Linked DNA regions of Mus musculus: region 1 is linked to region 2. Evidence: chromatin loops called from intact Hi-C (ENCODE). Cell type or tissue: heart. All regions are shown on one strand. Each heading gives the region's core, and the rest is flanking DNA. Links, peaks and the distances in the headings are about the cores only.

The links. Peaks named below come from ENCODE experiments on the same cell type or tissue, not always from the same donor. Only the 100,000 strongest peaks of a DNase experiment are listed, where the experiment ranks them.
Region 1: a loop joins it to region 2, with 2.5 times the contacts of the local background. A loop is called at or near these places in 4 of 42 quality-filtered maps.

What each region holds. Positions count from the first base shown.
Region 1 is chr6:31,408,225-31,416,948 of GRCm38, forward strand. All of the region lies in intron 1 of Mkln1 (muskelin 1, intracellular mediator containing kelch motifs), which reads left to right. Among named protein-coding and RNA genes, the nearest start is that of Mkln1, 14 kb to the left of the region's middle. In heart, for the core only: a CTCF peak has its summit at 4,510 (motif pointing left); no DNase peak of the experiment used is centred there.
Region 2 is chr6:31,071,322-31,080,045 of GRCm38, forward strand. No RefSeq gene overlaps it. Among named protein-coding and RNA genes, the nearest start is that of Mir29b-1, 13 kb to the left of the region's middle. In heart, for the core only: a CTCF peak has its summit at 4,607 (motif pointing right); DNase peaks (open chromatin) are centred at 2,200, 4,360, 4,780, 7,280 and 3 weaker places; H3K27ac peaks cover 3,435 bases.

The DNA of each region.
Region 1 (8,724 bases), core at 184-8,183, 340 kb after region 2:
TTGCAATAAACTAATTGAAAAAGAGGCCCACTATTTTATTAATATGCAAAAGGGAAAAGTCAAATTTTGGGGGAAAACCATTGCGTACTTACTACCCCAGCATAATATATGTACTCCTTTTGTATAGAGGAGAAGGAAATGGGAGAGTGTCATTCATTTTAGGAAAGTAGTAATGCTTTTTAGTGGAACTCAATGGGCTTGGAGAACATACTGTGGCTTGTAGTATGTCTGCTGGGCCTACAGAACAGATGACAGTGGTTTGTAAATTATTCTTTATGGGATTGAAATAGAAGATAAGTGGTGTTTGGAAAAAGTGTGGCTAGGTACATGGACAGAGTTCAGTCTTTGTCCCTGTGATAAGAATTTAATCTTCTCTAATTAGTGAGATTTCAGTGAGAGACTGAAGGCAATTGTGTTCCCCTTTGGCAGGTCCAGTCAGGATAGGAAGCTCGTGGATATGGCAGAAAGCCTCTCTGTGTGCTGGGAAGGGTAAACTAACGTCCGAGGGACCTTGAGTCTGAAATGTGCTCTGTTGCCTTCTAGCCTGATACCTCATCTTCAGGCTGTTAGTTCTCAGCCCCAACACAGTGAAGTAGCTCTGCCAACCTGTGAATATGATCTAGTTGTGACTCGTTTAATTTTACATGAACAGATTTGTAGAATGACTTTAATAGCATATTATTCAATGACTTGGTTCGGAAACATTTGTGGAGATACTGTATACAGGGGTGGGTGAGATGGATGGCTCAGTGGGTAAAAGTACCTGCTACACAAGCCCATGGCCTGTGTTTGATCCAAAGAATCCATGAAAGGAGAGGACTGGCTCTCCACAGTTGTCCTCTGACCTGCACACACAAGTTATGGCACATCATGTTTCTCCATCATGCATGCATGCATGTACATGCACATAAATACATACTAATTATAAGTAAAAAAAATGCTTTAGAAGATAACAGATAAGTCTAGCTCTTGAAATTTTACTTGAAATCTATCACAAAAGGTTTTATGGTTGGTGGACTCCCCTGTGTTAAAGTTTAGTATATGGTATTGAAAATTTAAACAGTTTTAAGATAAGAATAGTTAATATAGTTTGTAACATGCTTGTGAATACTTTGGAGTATTTCTGAGGACTAACACTGAATAATACTTTCCAATATGTGTGATAGGACTTTGGTCTTGGTCAAAGATACTGTCAGCAGAGTGTGTTTTCAGTGAGTGAGTAGCTTGGGTTTGGTGTAAATTTGCTTGGCCTCTCTCTCAGTGCAGGTTAAGTTAGTGGGCTCCACTGAGGGAGGACATCAGCTCTAGAATGAAGGAGAGGTACAGTGGGAAGTGCGGTGTGATAGGACACTGAACAAGGAGGTATTCTGGTCCAGTCCTGGTGTTGACAATTCTACATGAGTCTGTTCTCAAGGATTTTCTCTATTCTCATACAATGTGAGCGGTTTAAGAGTTGATGGACTTTTGGAAAGGGATGCCATAAAGTTGATAAACCAGAAAAAGTGTCTGTGTTTCAGGTTAGCATATACTGTTATGGGTTTCATTTTGGCTTCTGCATGCATGTGTGTCATTAGACTTTTCTTTACATTTGTTCCCCCTCACTCCCCTTTCCTGGACTCTGTCTGGTTGCTACCTTTTTTCCAGTTAGCCTTACTTCTGCATCCTTGTTATAACTCATTTCCCTCTCTGTATCATATCGTTTAAGATGTTTTAGAATACATTTTAAAAGTCAGGCATCCTATCCCAGTAACACAGTAAATTGAATGATTGCCCAGAAAAGATAGTTTGAGGATTTGATCAGGTCAGAATTTGATTCTGATTCCCTTAGTAAGGACATCTACATATAAATGAACCTTGCAGGGAGACTGGAAATAGTTTGATCTCTTAAATATGTATAAACCCTTTGTATATACTGTTGTTTAGTCTAATACAAATGAATGTGTATCTAAAAGCTGTAAACCTTTCCTAAGTCTTTTCCACTTTTAATGCTTTTTGCTTTAGGTTGAAGCAGGGCAATTCTTAGTATAGGAATATATATGAGACAACTTTTCAGTTTGAGTTTTGACCACTGAGTTTCCCAGTCTGTCACCTGCATTGGAATGCCTATTTTCTGTCGTTGGCATGCTTTCCCCAGTGGTGACTCTGTTTGCTTGTGTGGAGTATGTATGCATGGTTGTGTCCCCAGAGTGCTTTGAATCCTTATGCAGGCTCAAACATGATCAATTCCATGGTGACAATAAGCTGAGTCAATTTTTCCTTGTACTACAGTGACCTTCTATTTGCATTCCAAAATGTCCAGTCTCTATTTACACTTACCTATTTCTCTTCTTATATTTCCTAAATTAAGTTGTTTCACTCCTAAATATTTCAATATGAATGAAGGGCACACCACGTTAATTATCTGTTGCCTCAGTAACAGTCTGCCACAAATTACAGCTTAAAACAATACATTTATTAAATGATACTTAAGTATCAAGGGTTTGGGCATGATTTAGAAGGGTCTTCAGCTCCAAGTCTCTTACAGGACTTCAGTCATGTTCTGCTTCGCCAGAGCTAGCTAGGGAGAATCAGTAAGAGCTAAATCACTTTTATGTATCTAGGGCTTAGAAATGGCACTACATTGCCATTTCTTTGTATTGTTGTTTGAAATAAGTTTAGGCCATCCTACAGTAGAGATAGGTCATATGAAGGCGTGAATAACCACGAAGACTAAATCATTTGAAGCCTTCAGAATCGCTCTGCTAGAGATTAGTCTCCTTATAGGCTTCACTGAAGACTCATGTAATTTCATATAAATATATAAAATAAATGAAAAGTTTTGCCTGCCTGTATGTATGTGTACCATGCTGCTTGTCTGTGGAGGTGGGAAGAGGGTCTCTGATCCCCTAGAGCTGAAGTTATGCATGGTTGTGAGGCACTTTGTAGGGGCTTGGGAACCAACCTGGGTCCTCTCCAAGAGCCACATGTACTTTTATCTTAGCCATCTGCCAGCCCCTGTGGTTTCAGAGTTTAAGCTGTACAGCTTAGCTTCGTATCTGTCCTTTAGCCCTTTTATTCCTTCTAATTTGAGTAGCCATTTTTATTAGTTTTTGGTTGAAGCAAATAAAAGCAATTAATGTGTTTATCTGTTCCTTAAGTATAGTATGGTTTGGTCTTTATCAATTGAAGGATATCTGGATTGCTTCCAGTTTGGGATTATTAGAAGTAAGGCAATTTTGAACATTTGTATGTAGGTTTTTATTTGCATATAAAATGTTATTTCCCTTGAATCAGTGTTTAAGAGTCTAGTTTTATGTTGTTGTTGTTGTTGGGTTTTTTGTTTATTTTGTTGTTGTTGTTTTTTGGTTTGTTTTTTGGGTTTTCTAGACAGGATTTTTCAATGTAGCCTATGGCCTCAAACTTGTAGAGATCCACCTGCCTCTACCTCCCAGTGCTGGGACTAAAGGCATGTGGCACCACTGCCCGGCGAGTTTAGTTACTGAATCACACAAAAAATACTTAAGAAACTATAATATACACCTAAAATGGCTGTACCATTTTACACTCACATTAGGGTACAGGTATTCCATTTTCTCTTGTGTGTGTGTGTGTGTGTGTGTGTGTGTGTGTGTGTGTGTGTAACATGTAAGAGTTAGTTCTCTCCTAATATGTGGGTCTTGGGGATTGAATTCAGGTCATTAGCCATTGAGCCATTGTCATCTGAAGTTTCTCTGAGTTGGTAATAGCCTTTGAGCCATCACTGTGTTTTAATTTTAGCTGTTCTGATAGGCAAGTAATGATGACTGGTGGTGGATGTTTGTGATGGCTATTGGTGTTGCACATGTTTTCATATGCTTATCTGCCTCCTTGGATATGCTTAATGAGTTCTTATTCATGCCTTGCCTGTTTTCTAATTGAATTGTTTGCTTTTTTTCAAAGCCTAATCATTGTAAATACTTGTATTATTTTAGATATCATTTTTTGAACATAAAATAGGTTCTTCCAGGCTGTATCTTCTCATTTTACCTTTTAACAGAGTCCTTACCAGAACAAGATTTTAATTATTTCTGTAGCCTGATTTTTGCTTTTATAGATTAGTGAGTTTTGTGTAGGAACTTGCCTAGGATTTAGAGAAAGGATAATTGTATATTGTGGGTAGTGATATGAGAAAGTCAGTCAGTCAGTCAGTCAGTCAGTCAGTCAGTAAGAACACGTGTAGCTGCTATAGAAACAGTACAGAGGCCTCTCAAAAACCTTTATGACCCAGCAGCCCTACTCCTGGGTATATAAAAGTCATTGCATCAAAGAGATACCCACACCCCTGCTTATTGCAGCACTAGTCACAGGAACCAGAATTATAGAGTCAGCCAAGATGTCCATCAGTAGATGAATGGATTTTAAAAACTGTGTGGGAACAGACATGGCTCAGTGGTTAAGAACATTTGCTGCTCTTGCATAGGACTGGAGTTTGATTGACAGGTGGTTCACAGTCATCTAGAACTCCAGACTCAGGGCTTTTGTGCCCTCTTCTGGCCTCCAAGGCATACACACAAATGGCATTCATATATACAGGCATGCATGTATACACACAGATTTTGTTTTCAAAGATTGTGTGTGTGTGTTTATGTGTGGTGTATGTGTGTCCATGAATATATGTGTGTGACAGAGCAGGGGTTAGGAAGAATACTGTTTAACCATAACAAGGATGCAATCCTGCCGATGCATGACTGAAACTTCAGGGCATTATGTTAAGTAAAGTAAATTAAGTATAGAGAGACAAATATTGCAGAAGCTAAAGACATTAATCACATAATAGTAGATGTACAATAGCACTTAGTAGAAGCTAGGAAGGGAAAGCAGTCACAGGGTAAGATAAGCAGTACGCAGATACAATTGCTATAGTTCTCTTATGTTACAAAGTTGGGGAACTAATCCAGAGCCATTAGTTGTACATTTCACAATAACTAGAGGAAGATTTGAGTTCCCAGAATCATAGGGAGTTGATATTTGAGGGATGGGAGTTCTGAGTACTCTGGTTTGGCCATTATACATTGTATTTGCACAGAAATTTGATTTGTAATGTGGTCACATAAGTGAGTATAAATGTTATATGTTAATTAAAAAAATAGAAACCAGGGAGCTGGAGAGATGGCTCAATAGTTAGAAAGAGTGTTTGACATTCTCAGAGCCTGTAACTCCAGCTCCAGAGAATCTGACATCCTCTTTGGTCTCTGCAGACTCTTAGACATACATACAGGCAGGCAGGCAGGCAGGCATGCACGCACGCACGCACATGGGCACACACACACACACACACACACACACACACACACACACACACACACACACTCTCTCTCTCTCTCTCTCTCTCTCTCTCTTTCTCTCTCTCTCTCTCTCACACACACACACACACACTCTCACAGCATACTCTCCCTAATGAGCCCTCCCTTCCTTGGAGCTTATTTTCCTGTTTCCACTGTTGCTGGAAAGAAGTGGCAGGGACTGGGGGCCTAGGAAATAGGTTGGGCATTGAAGCCAGGAATGGAAGCCACTCTGCTGGTGGCAATGGAACTCCTGTTATTTCCTAGCTGCTGCCAGCCAGGCCACTATTGCCTCCTTGTCAAGGTTGTCCAGCACCCTGACTCTGAGCAAGAAAGGACAGCTAAACCCACAAAACCCCAAACTGCCATGCTTGGTGATCTGTAAGTTCTGTTTTACATTTGTTTGTTTGTTTTGTTTTTCCCTTCCTCTTGCTTACCCTAGCTAGAGGTTTGCCGTTTTTTTTGTTTGTTTGTTTGTTTTGTTTTTAAGGACTCAATCTCTGGCTTCATTCTTTTTCCTAGTTCTCATTTTTAGTTTGATTTCTACTGTAATTTTTGCTTTACTTTTTATTTATTGTGATATTCATGGTTACATTTCTTTTTTTGTCCTAGCTCCTTAGGGTGGAAGCTTAGGTGATTGATTTTACAATTTTCCTAATTTCCTTGTACGTATTTAACACGTCTGCTAAGTGTTATTTTTATGGTATTGCACCGTTTCCGTAAGTTTCGTTCTTTTTAAAAAAAAATTAGTCTAGTTCGATTTATTTCTGTGTTTACCCTGAGGCTTCCTTGATTTGTGTATTATATGGAACTGTGTTGTATATGCTAACTATTTTAAGATTTTTCTAACTGTCTTGTATGAATGATTCTAATTTAATCCCATTGAGGTCTGTGAGCTGTTCCTGTTACTGACACGTTTTCCTGTGGTAGTGAGTGCTCCTGTGTGAGTTGAGGAGAATGCTCTTTGCTGTTGGTGAGTGTTCTGTGTATGTCAGTTACATCCAGTTGATTGATAGTGCTTTTTAGCTCATTGGTGTTCTGAGTTTCTGCCTCCTGAATCTGTCAGTTGCTCAAAGTGAGAGGCTGGGAATCTGCAATTATAATAGTGCTTCTTGCAATTCTGACAATTTTTTCCTCAAGTATTTTGACACTTTTTTTTGTTTGGTACAGTCACATTAAGAGTTGTGTCTTCTTGAGGAATTGACACATTTCATCAATGCCCCTCTGTCCCTAATGATTTCCCCTTCTTAAGTAAGCCTGATTTGGATCTGGCTGGTCTGCCTTCTATTTAAAACATGCTGCATCTTCATCTGTTTTTTTTTCACATTCACATGTCCTTTATTTATTTATTTATTTATTTCATTTTTTTTCGATTTTTCATTAGATATTTTCTTCATTTACATTTCAAATGCTATCCCGAAAGTCCCCTATACCCTCTCCCTGCCCTGCTCCCCATGTCCTTTATTTTTATGTGGGTTTCTCATAGGTGATGTATTTGAGCAGTTGTTTTTCTCATCCATTCCAATATTCTCTTTAAGTTGGTTTATTTCAGCCATTTACTTACAAACTGATTATTGATATAATTGGATTGATATCTGCCATATGTAAAACTGTTTTCCATTTCATACACTTGTTTCTTGCATCTTTTTTTTTTCTATCTCTGATTTGAAATGAGCCTCCAGTGTGACTTTATTTTCTTTTACATATTAATTGCATTTCTCTTAAACTCTTTAGTGCTTGTGTTAATACAAGAGTATATTTTGTACACGTCTAGAGGGCTAGAGTCCACAATGGCTGGGACTGCCTGGAAGCAGGTGGCAGGGACAGGAAGCTGAAAACTCATACCTTGAACTGTAAGCTTGAAACTGGGAGAGCAACTAGAAGCAGGCAAGGCTTTTTATTCTCATAGCCGTCCTCCAGTGACACACTTCCCCCAGGAAGGCTGCACCACCTAAACTGCCTCAAATAGTGCCGTCCACTGGGGCTGGGCTGAAATGCCCGAGACGGTAGATTTAGATTTTCTCATCCAAACCATCACACTGCTTAGCCTAAAGTTTGTTAAATACGTTTATAACTAATCTAACTCTAGCTTTAAATAATAGTAAACTGCTTATGAGTGGTATTGACACTGATTTTCAGAATATATTTTATTCCTTTCTTGTTTGACTGTACCAGAGGGCCATAGATTAGGTGGTTTGTAATAGGAAATGTATTGGATTACAGTTTTAGAAGCTGAGCTATTCAAGATTCAGGAATTAACATCTGGGAAAAAGATCTTTTGTGGGAAGCATCCCATGGCAGAAGGGTAGGGAAGGAAGTGAGGGTGACAGAGAACTCTCCTTATCCTTCCTGAATGAGCTCAGTCTTGGTATGCAGGATATGTGACAAGATCAAAACAGTCAGGCGTCTACTTTACCACTGCTCATCTTGGGAAGTTCCCCGAACCAAAAATGATATTGATTCTTTGGTAGTTTCATACCTGTGTGCATTGATCTTACACACCCCAACATGCCAACATGCTCCCAACATGTTCTCTTCCCATCTTTATACCTTCTCCTTTTTAAAGAAACAAAACAAAACAACAACAACAACAACGAAACCCTTACTGAGTCCAGGTAGTAGTACCAACTAGAATATGGACTGATGTGCTTGATTCTGTGCAGATAATCAGGTAATCATCATTGCAGTGAGTTCATGGGTGTAGCAGCCATGTCATGCCCAGCAGACTGCATTTCACAGGTTTCCACCCCATCCTTCAACTTGTACATTCTTTCTACCCTTTCTTTACTGTGTTGCTGGAGCTTGGCAGAGAGGGGAATAGTTGTCCCACTTGAATACTTGACAGTCACTTTTTCTCAGTACTTTGACCTAGTTATGAATCTTTGAATTAATTGTTGCTTCCTATAGAATCAGCTTCTCTGGTCAGGGTTGAGAGCAACACTCATCTGTGGGCATAAGCCAATATCTAGAAGGCATTTTGGTATGGGTTGCCCCACCCCTCACAGCCACCCCCATGGCCTGTGACCTCCAGATCCCTGGATTTTTGACCAGGTTTACAGTGCCAGTCAGGGCTTAGAGCCAACCAGAAAGTGGTTGGTTATTCCATAATCTTCACTCCATCACTGTACTCCATCACTGTAAGAAGTGGTGGGCACTTCTTACCTAGTGCGTTAGTATTGTCATGTCCAGGATTCATTGCTGGGTCATCCCATTGATGACTTGCCTTGCCTACCTGCCTGTGTAGCACCTTTCAGCATTACGGACATTAGCTGTCTGTGAGGAAGTTTTTCAGGTCAATTCCGGTTGGATTTCTGTATGCCCTACAATCAGAATGTGTGCTGAGGAGCAGTGGATCTAGTTCTTGTGGGCATGAAGAGCAGTGGCAATATTGTTTGAGGGGGCATATGGGACATTTTTGATGTAT
Region 2 (8,724 bases), core at 257-8,256:
CAGCAAAAGCCAAGGACAGGCAGGAGCCTCCTCTGCGGTTTGGACTGCGAGTCCCAGGCTCTGGACCCAGAGGCCTGCCTGGGACTAGCTCCTCTCCCAAATCCATGACCCCTGGCAAGCTACCTCCCGATGCTTTACCTCTGATGGAAGTAAGCAAGCCATTTTTCATAGTTTCCCCCCTCCAAAATGAGATGATTCTACCAAATGACACTGAGTGTGAGGGTGAGGATGGTTTCAGCTTTGAACTTTACCCGAAGAGATTTTAGCCCATGCCTGAAAAGCCATTGTGCCAAAAAGGGGAGACTTCTGAATATTCAAAACCATTAAGAATGTTGGCTTCAACTTCAGAAAGGCAAGATAGACCAACCCATGCCTGCTGGAGCCTTTGCCTTTTAGCCACCAGTGCCTAAGTCCCAAGACCTTACGGAGGCCTCTTTGTACGGTGCAATTACACAGAGCCCAGTGCTCAGTGATGCCGTGTGGTCACCAAGACCGGCTTTCTGTAACCTCTATGCAGAAACAGGCCAGGCCCAAGATAACAGAGCCTCCTTCCTTCCACTGAACCCCATTCTCCCCGACCACACTCCTTCACTTCAGTGAGTCTGGAGACTGAAGTCTACAGAACTAAGTGCCCTCAAACTTCAACTGCAGTTAACTTTGGGCGACCTGAAACCAAAGGTTGAGGAACCCGATCTGGTTCTGGATTCTAGAATTTGCCTCCCCTCCCCCCACCGTTCTCCTGTGTTGCTTTCATGCCCAGCACTGCGAGGAGGAGGGAGCGTGGAGGGAGACTAGGAAACCTCTTGGCCATTCTTACATTTTATGCACACAGGAGGCAAACAGGGAAATAAGGAGTAAGCCCCAGCCTCTGGACCACAGTTGACGTCGTGGTTTGCAACCTGGTGTATGAGGGTAGAGGAGCAGCTCAAAGCTGTGGCGGGGCCCAGCTACCCACAAACACCTAGAGCTGAAGGAGGACTGGTGTGGGCAAAGCCTTCCTTCCTCTTCAGGACACTCAGGCTCAGCAGAATTGAGCGCTCACATGGGGCATGTGGGCAGAAATGGAAAAGAACTTAACCTTCAACAGTTAAGAGAACCCCAATACTTGGAAAGCAAGAGCCCTGACGGTTTTTCCTCCCTTTCCAGAAGCCTCCAGGCGGACACCACAGTGAATTTGGTGAAACATTTACATCAGGTACTTTTTTTTATAGCTTTACTACAAGAAAGTTAGCAACACTTCCTAACGGTCAGTGTTCAGTCGTGAGGGCTTTCTGTATTGTTTTTGGACGGCTCTGATTGGCTGGTGTGACTGTGTGGCCAGTCAGAACGGCATGGTTTCTTTTGCTGCTCACGTCTCAGGCAGAGAGGGATGCTACTTTATGGCTGAGGATGTGGCATAGACTGAGACTGGCTCTGTTCACTGCTGTGCTGAGTAAGCTAAACAGCTGTAAAAAGAAACTTTCAAAAGGACACCTGTTTCTTCTTTTGCTGCAGGAATACATGATAAGCACCTGGACTTTTTAAAGCAATCCTCAGAGTGCCTATAAGTGAAATAATGCAAAAGGAAAAGAAAAAAAAACCCCAAAAAACAAATGAACCCAGGGCTGGGGAGATGGCTCAGTGGTTAAGAGCTCTTGTTCCATAAGCTCAAGGACCAGAGTTCAAACCTCCAGTGTCCCCCGCCCCCCCCCCCCGAAACATGGCTTCAGGAGTCTGCTGGCCAACTAGCCTAGTCAAGAGTGAGCTTCCAGCTAACTGACAGATCCTGTCTCAAAGCTGTAAAGTTGGTGAGCAATAGAGTGGCCTGCACACGTGTGCGCACACCCAAGCCCCCAATAGCTTGAACCTCACTTTCACATTGTTTATAGAGTATCAAATGGCTTTGTATCTCTCCCTGTGTCACATTGTTCTTCCCCTTTCTTAAACTACAAGTTCAAAAAAACCACCATTTTGAAATTTCTTCTTCTATTTCTAAGACATCTGGTAAGTGGATAATTTTGGAGTGCGGAAGTAAGACGACCGATCACGGACCATAGCTGTAATTGTGGGAAAACCTTCTGTATGCTCAGCCAGAAAATCCCCATTTCCTCTGCCACCTCTGTCACCTCAAAGATGGAGAGGACCCAGTTAGCCTGGGATGGCCTCAGCAGGGCACTGTTCCCAGGGTGGTGACTCAGCTCAGGAGGTCCACCTGCTGCCTGCTGCAGCTTTCCAGGTCGTTCTAGTCACGAGGGCAGGGGGACTGAAGGACAGCACAGAGCCAGGCCCAAGGCGGCGCCTGAAGGAAAGTCTTTGTTTTAGAAGGGGCTAGTCCTATGGCCAAGGGGGATTCACATCTATGGCCTAAGCAACGTGGGTTACAAGGCCAAAGCCACAAGGCCACAAAGAGGACACCAAGGTGACTATCACTACAGGAAATGAAGGCAGGGCCACAGGCGTGCACCTGGTTCTTAAAAATGTTGACTCTGAAGTAGCACACACTGGCTCACCCAGAAACTCTAGCACTTTGGGAAATGTGGGGAGGAGGGTTTGGAGTTCAAGGCTAGACTTAGTCACAACAGAGTAAGTAGTAAGTTAGAGGCCAGCCTGGCCTACCTGAGACCCTGTCTCAAAAAGTAGGAAAAAAAATAATCCTGGGTTTTCCTTGCCAACTTCGAAGGTGATGGTTTCTAAAGAGGTACCAGCACTTAAAGGCTGCCAGAGATCAGAGCATGCCTAAGGCCTTTCAATGGTGAGATCTAGTGACCCCAGGGCATTCTCCCTCCTTTAGACAAGCCCTCTGCCAGGAAGAAAACCTGCTGCCCACCCTGGGCTTCTCCACACCTAGTCTCTTCCAGACACATGCTGAGCTGGCAGAGAGTTTGGACCCTGAGCTCTTCTGCCTCAAAGTCTTTTTAAAAATTCTTCCATATTTCAAATGTAAACAACTTTCGCTGTCTGGTTATGACAATTCGTACCTGTTCCTTAAACACTCCGCCAACCCATTCTGACATGTTGCCTGTTCTGGGCTCACAGCATCACCCATTGATGGTGTCAAATCAACTGATCTTCCCTGGATTTTTTTTTTCCTTTCATGTCCATAGTGTGTGCCAGACATTGTGTCAAGTGCTTGGGCTACAGAGAGAGGGCAGGGTCCCTCGTGGAGGCAGGTCACAGTTAGAGGGCAGCCCCAGAAAGGTGGCATGCTTAACGAGGAGAGTGAGGCTCAGAGGAAGTAGCTGGAGGCTTTACTGTGGCCTTGGGGCTGTTTATATAAAAATGTAAGGAACCGGTTCGACGAGGAAGGGAGATGGGTGGGAAGGGCGGACTAAAGTACACATGCCATCAGCTGCAGTCTATCCGAAGCTTGGAGTCCAAAATCTTTTTACGAAGGTTAAACCTTTACCAGGTGTGAAGTGCGACAGCTGTGTGAGGGGGACAGGCTGCAGGATGGGTCTGGAGTGAGGCCCTTTATAGGAGAAAGGCATCTTTTATAGGCACCTTCTATAGGTATTTTGTTTAACTGCCACCACATTCCCTTAGCCATCAATCATAAGCTGCCTTGTGACACTCTCTTCTTTGTTGTCACTCTCCCGAATGTCTCCCTACTGTGTGCCCCAAACTCTACTGATGGGTCCTGTGGTGGAGCCACATGAGGCCTTATCCTCAGAGCAGTTCAACTGAACCCGTCCAGAACCCCCAGCAAGTGCTTCTGCTGCAGAGCGAATCAAATGCGCGCACCACCACCCAGTTGCTACTAAGCCTTCAAGTCTGGGTAGAGACCACAGGTAGGTCTCAAGAGTCACTGAAGGGGTTTGAACAAGGAGAAGTTTCAAACAGAGGAGCCTTCCAGTAGTGGGGGGAAAATAGACACCTCCTGTGCAATGCTGTGGTGAAGAGGTTTGGGAGTGCAGCTCTTCAGATAGCTTCAGCAACCCACCCCCACTCCCAGCCAGTCTCTCAGCGCCATGAGCACCCCCTAAGTTTGCTTCAAAGGAGACCTCTTCCCTTTATGCCTCCCCATAGCCAGTGAGCAATGGTCAGATGCCAGGGCGATCCTATTACATAGGGGCCCAGAGACAAAAGGCAGTCTCTACTTTCAAGTTAGCTTGTGGAGAAGAAAAACATCTGATTATAATACAGTTGTTAAATCCTCTCAAGTTTCCCCCCTCCCTATTCTCCTTCCAGCCTTTTGGCTTTCTGTTTCTTTCTTTTTCTTCCAAAAAAGGAGCTGAGGCATGCTGAGGGAAGTGAGCCAGGCCTGCTGAGAGGGAAGCCGGGGCAAGGGGAGGTGGTACCTGAGATGACTTTCAGAGGTGTGGTCATCAGCCAGGTAGGTGGGAGGGAGAGCACTGTAGGGCAGAGGGGCCTGGCAGCTCTCCCGGGAGCTGGACGAGAGCCTGTAACCCTGGGAGCCAGGAAAGAGCCCATGTGCCTGGAGCAATGTAGGAGGGGGCATGGAAAGTGACTCCCAAGTCGAAGAGGCGAGAATGCTGATTATGTATATGACAAAGCAGAAATGCTAAGTATGTAGGCTGGACCGATGTGTGTAGAGTGAGTGTGTCAGAGGTCACTGCTAAAGCATCCCTTCACAGAGCACGAAGCGAGTTACACGTTGCTTCGTGCTGGCCACCAGGTGGCGGCCTCATACAGCCAATGCTGTGGAAAACCAGAGCCATCTAAACTGGAGGGAATGGTGCTCCCACCCACTAAAGGGCAGAACTCCATCAGCTCCAATGCCAGAGAGGATATACAAGCTCACTACACAAACACTTCTCTCCTACTGAAAACCCAGCAGAATCCCTGGGCAGTCAGTGGGTCTGGGGTGAGGAGTCTGAGCAGCAGCAGCAGCAACAGCAGGGCTAGGCCTGTAGGAAATCCCCCAAAGCAGGAAACAATAGAGGCTCACAGGGAGTTCCAATGAGAGGTCACCTCCAGGAGAGGCAAGCAGGTAGAGGCTGGGTCTGACTCCACCCCTTTTGGCTCAGGGCACAACATTCAGGTGGGTGAAGCCAACTTTTCAAGCCCACCTCTATTCCTCACCACCGTCGAGAGGCTGCCTCCTATGCAATAACTTGGACCCAGGGTGGCCCCTTCTCCCCCTCCCCCCCCCTGTGATGAAGGATGCCTTCCTTCTTCATGTAGAGGAGGAGGAGAAAAAGGAAGGACTTAATACCCTACCTGGGCTCCCCAGTCCCAGCACCCCCCCCCCCCCGCCTCCCCAGCATTGTCCTCTCATGGTCTGGATCTCTTAAGAGAACATTCTAGTTATTTTGGTATCTGTCACTTGGCAACGGTCTGGAGAGGGAGAGGACAGTAACTGAACTCCAGGCCTGGGACAGGCATCCGTGACTTAGCCTTTCTAGAAAGGCCAATCAGCATGCAGGCCTTTCACACACACAACCAGATCTATGTGCACCTTGGAGGGCTTCTAGCACGTCACAGAGGGGGAACAACCAAAAAGATCATGTGTGTGTGACTCGGATGTGCTCAGAGCTTAGTCTGGAGGCAGCGGGGCTGTGAATCCCACCTGTGGGGAGAGGTGGGCAGTCAGGAGAGAGGCAGGGCTTAGAGCTTCCTGGTCCTGTTCCAGCACCACTCTCTACAGTACCACAGGCCGGGGTCGCCAGAAGGCCGGCAGGGCCAACCACTCTGCAAATAAAAAAGGGTAGTAAAACCCTAGGGTGGGAATTTATGCTTTCTGGTTACTTGCAAGAACCCTCTCACCATCGCAAGTGACTCCAGAGACTGCCCACAGGTCCCAGGGAGAGCCCACATAAATCACCTAAGAGGTTGTACTTGTACTCGAATAAAGTTTTAATTAACGCTCCTTGTTGGTTCAATCAGTGCACCCAAAGTATTGAGCAGGCCCATCATTCCCATGTCAGGGCCTCACAGCAGACAAGAGGAATGAATGGGAAGGGACCAATGGAAACAGGAGTCCTCCAGCTCAGAGGGTTTGTGGGGTAAACCACAGCTCTGCAAAAGGGCATCTGGTCACACCACAACTTGGCAGAATGGAGGGATGCTGGACGCCACGCCCACACATGTGGGTGTGTGCACTGCTTCCCCCTCACCTTAACAACGCACACTCCTTTCGTGTGTCTGAAACGGTAGATAGCACACATTCGAGTGAAGAGCACTCTCATTGGAACTAAAGGAGGGGGAGGAATCAGTTTCACAGCAGGCCTGATCGGCTAAAAATACCCCCAACTCCTCAAACTTCCCCTTGTCTGGCTGTGGCCCCAGACGCAAGCTCAGCACAGCCTCCCAGTTACAACCTGGTGCAGGGCTGCTCACCGCCCCTTCTCATTGGATACTGAAAAACTATTCTCACCTTGGACATTAGAACAAAGGCACTGTTTAAAAACTGTGGTTAAGACAAGTGCTTTAGAGCAGCACCTCAGGAAATCTCTAAAATGAAAGTCCCTACCAAATAGAGATGCTTAGCTTAACTACAAACTGGTAATGGCCGCTCTCTGGAGACCCAGCTCTCCACTCTATGCTGGCTCAGAAACCATTCGATAGTCAGTTAAGAAAGGTCCTATGCAGGGAGAGTGTTTAGAGAAGCAGGCTCTGTGAACACGCTGCTCTGACCCCCTCCCGCAGCTTCAAAAGATATTCTCTATTGCACAATCGTAACCTTGAAAGAATCTGGTCTTCCCTGCCAGCAGCAACTCTGCATCCACCTGTCCCTACAGGTAGTAAAAGATTAGATGCTCAGAGCCACAGTGTTGACACAACACTTTTGGGCTCCACAGTGCTTCCTCTTAGCTCCCACCCGAACCAGCTTCCGAGGTCTAAGTTCACTTCACGTCTTTCCGAGGGGAGGCAGTGTACTTCAAATCAGCAGAACGGGGAGTGGAAACTGCAGGTACAGCAGTAAATGGGACGCTCGTGGGGTCTGCACGCGAGGGGGCTCAGGACTGTGTGTGCCCCCACACCCCACATGAGCGCAGAGGTGTCAACCTTGTTAAGTTGGAGTGTGAAGAAAGGAGGCCCATTTAATTCTGTGCACACCACCCCCTGCAAGGGCTGCGGTCCAGCTATGTGGGATTCTCTTTTCAGAATTAACTGTCATTTGTGTGGCATCCTACCACCTTGTCTGTCTGCCATAAATACCCTTCTTTGGTCTCATCCCCTGGACTGTGTGAGCCACAGCAGAAGCAGCTTGGTCCTCTCATAGCCGGGTAGCCACTGTCACCCTCAGGAGCACCAGAGCGGGCTGGCTTTAGATACCATCATGTGCTTTCACAGTCTTTGTTTATTCCCCTTGACAAGGGACAGTCATAGGAACAGGAAGTGGCAGGCAGTGGCTTAGGGTGGGGCCCTCCAAAGAGCCTGGAAACTTCCCAGGGGCGTATCCAGAGATTCCAGAGGCTTCTGAAATGGAGGCAACCTTTGTACTGCCTTCGTTTGACCCTCTAATGCTGAACTCGCCCCTCCCTCTAGGGCAATGGTTCTCAACCTGAAGCTCTCGACCCCTTTGGGGGAGGGGATTCAGTGACCCTTTCATAGGGGTCTCCTAAGACCCTCTGTGTATCGGATATTTACATTATGATCAATAGCAGCAAAACTGCAGTTATTATGTAGCAATGAAAATAATGTTATGATTAGGGGGTCACCCCAACAGGAGGATCTGTATTAAGGGGTCACAGGATTCAGAAGGTTGGGCCACTACTCAAGGGCTTCCTCTACTGGCCCAAGAGTTGGTCTTTCTTTCTGCCTGGAGCCCTCACCCCTAACTCCCCCATGACCACATATTCCTTTTCACCCCTTAGCTCTGTTAGAGGCCCTTTCAGAGCACATCTTCCTTTCTCTTAGCAGGTTTCTTACTGGACAGTGCTCTGGGGTCACTTCAGGGACTGTCACAGGCATGTGCTCAGTGCGTGAAGGACAAGCCTATCAGCCTGCCTTGGCCTCCAACCTTCAAGCACCCAGGGGAGGGGTCTCTAACTGCGTCTTCCTCTCTCTGACTCTGTCCTCCATAACACCAGAGTGATAAATGGCAGAAGGGTCTCACCAGTGATCCAAACACATAAGGCCAATTTCAGACCAGTGTCACAATTATTGAAAATAACATTTTAACTTTGGTCCTGTGTTCTACCGTGGGGTAATACGTCATTTCTCGTGAAATTAAGAATTCCTCCTTTGACCAGTATTACCTAAATGAAAGCCAAGTTGAATATTGGGTTGAATTTTTTTTTTTAATTTATGAGCTGTCACCTGGATTCTATGTTCTTCAGCCTACCTGCTTGTGAAAACTCATGTCTAGCTCCATGTGTCCAAAGACATCTCCAGCTCTTTCCCTCTCTCCCCATCCCCCTGCCGGCCTGTGGTGAACACCACCCTGCCGTTAATAAGATCTGTTCAACTGTTTAATTACACAGCCTGTCCCAGCCAGCAGCCTCTCTAAGGCCTCTTCTGTGCCAAGCACACGGGCCGCCTACGCACATTCTCTTGCTTACTTCCTCCTTGCCCGGGTACACACACCTCCTGTCTTGTTCAGTTCTCACCGACACAACTACGGTTCTCACATTCCATGTGCGCAGCAGGCATTTTACCCCAAACCCCAGGGCTCTTTACTTCCCCCAATCTCTACAAGAAGGGAAGCAGCCAGCATGGTCTAAACACTCAAGACTCAATGTCGACACCTTGTGACTCAGCGGGGTTCTATCACTTGTCAGTGTAAGACTTTAACTGAGAGAGAGAGAGAGAGAGAGAGAGAGAGAGAGAGAGAGAGAG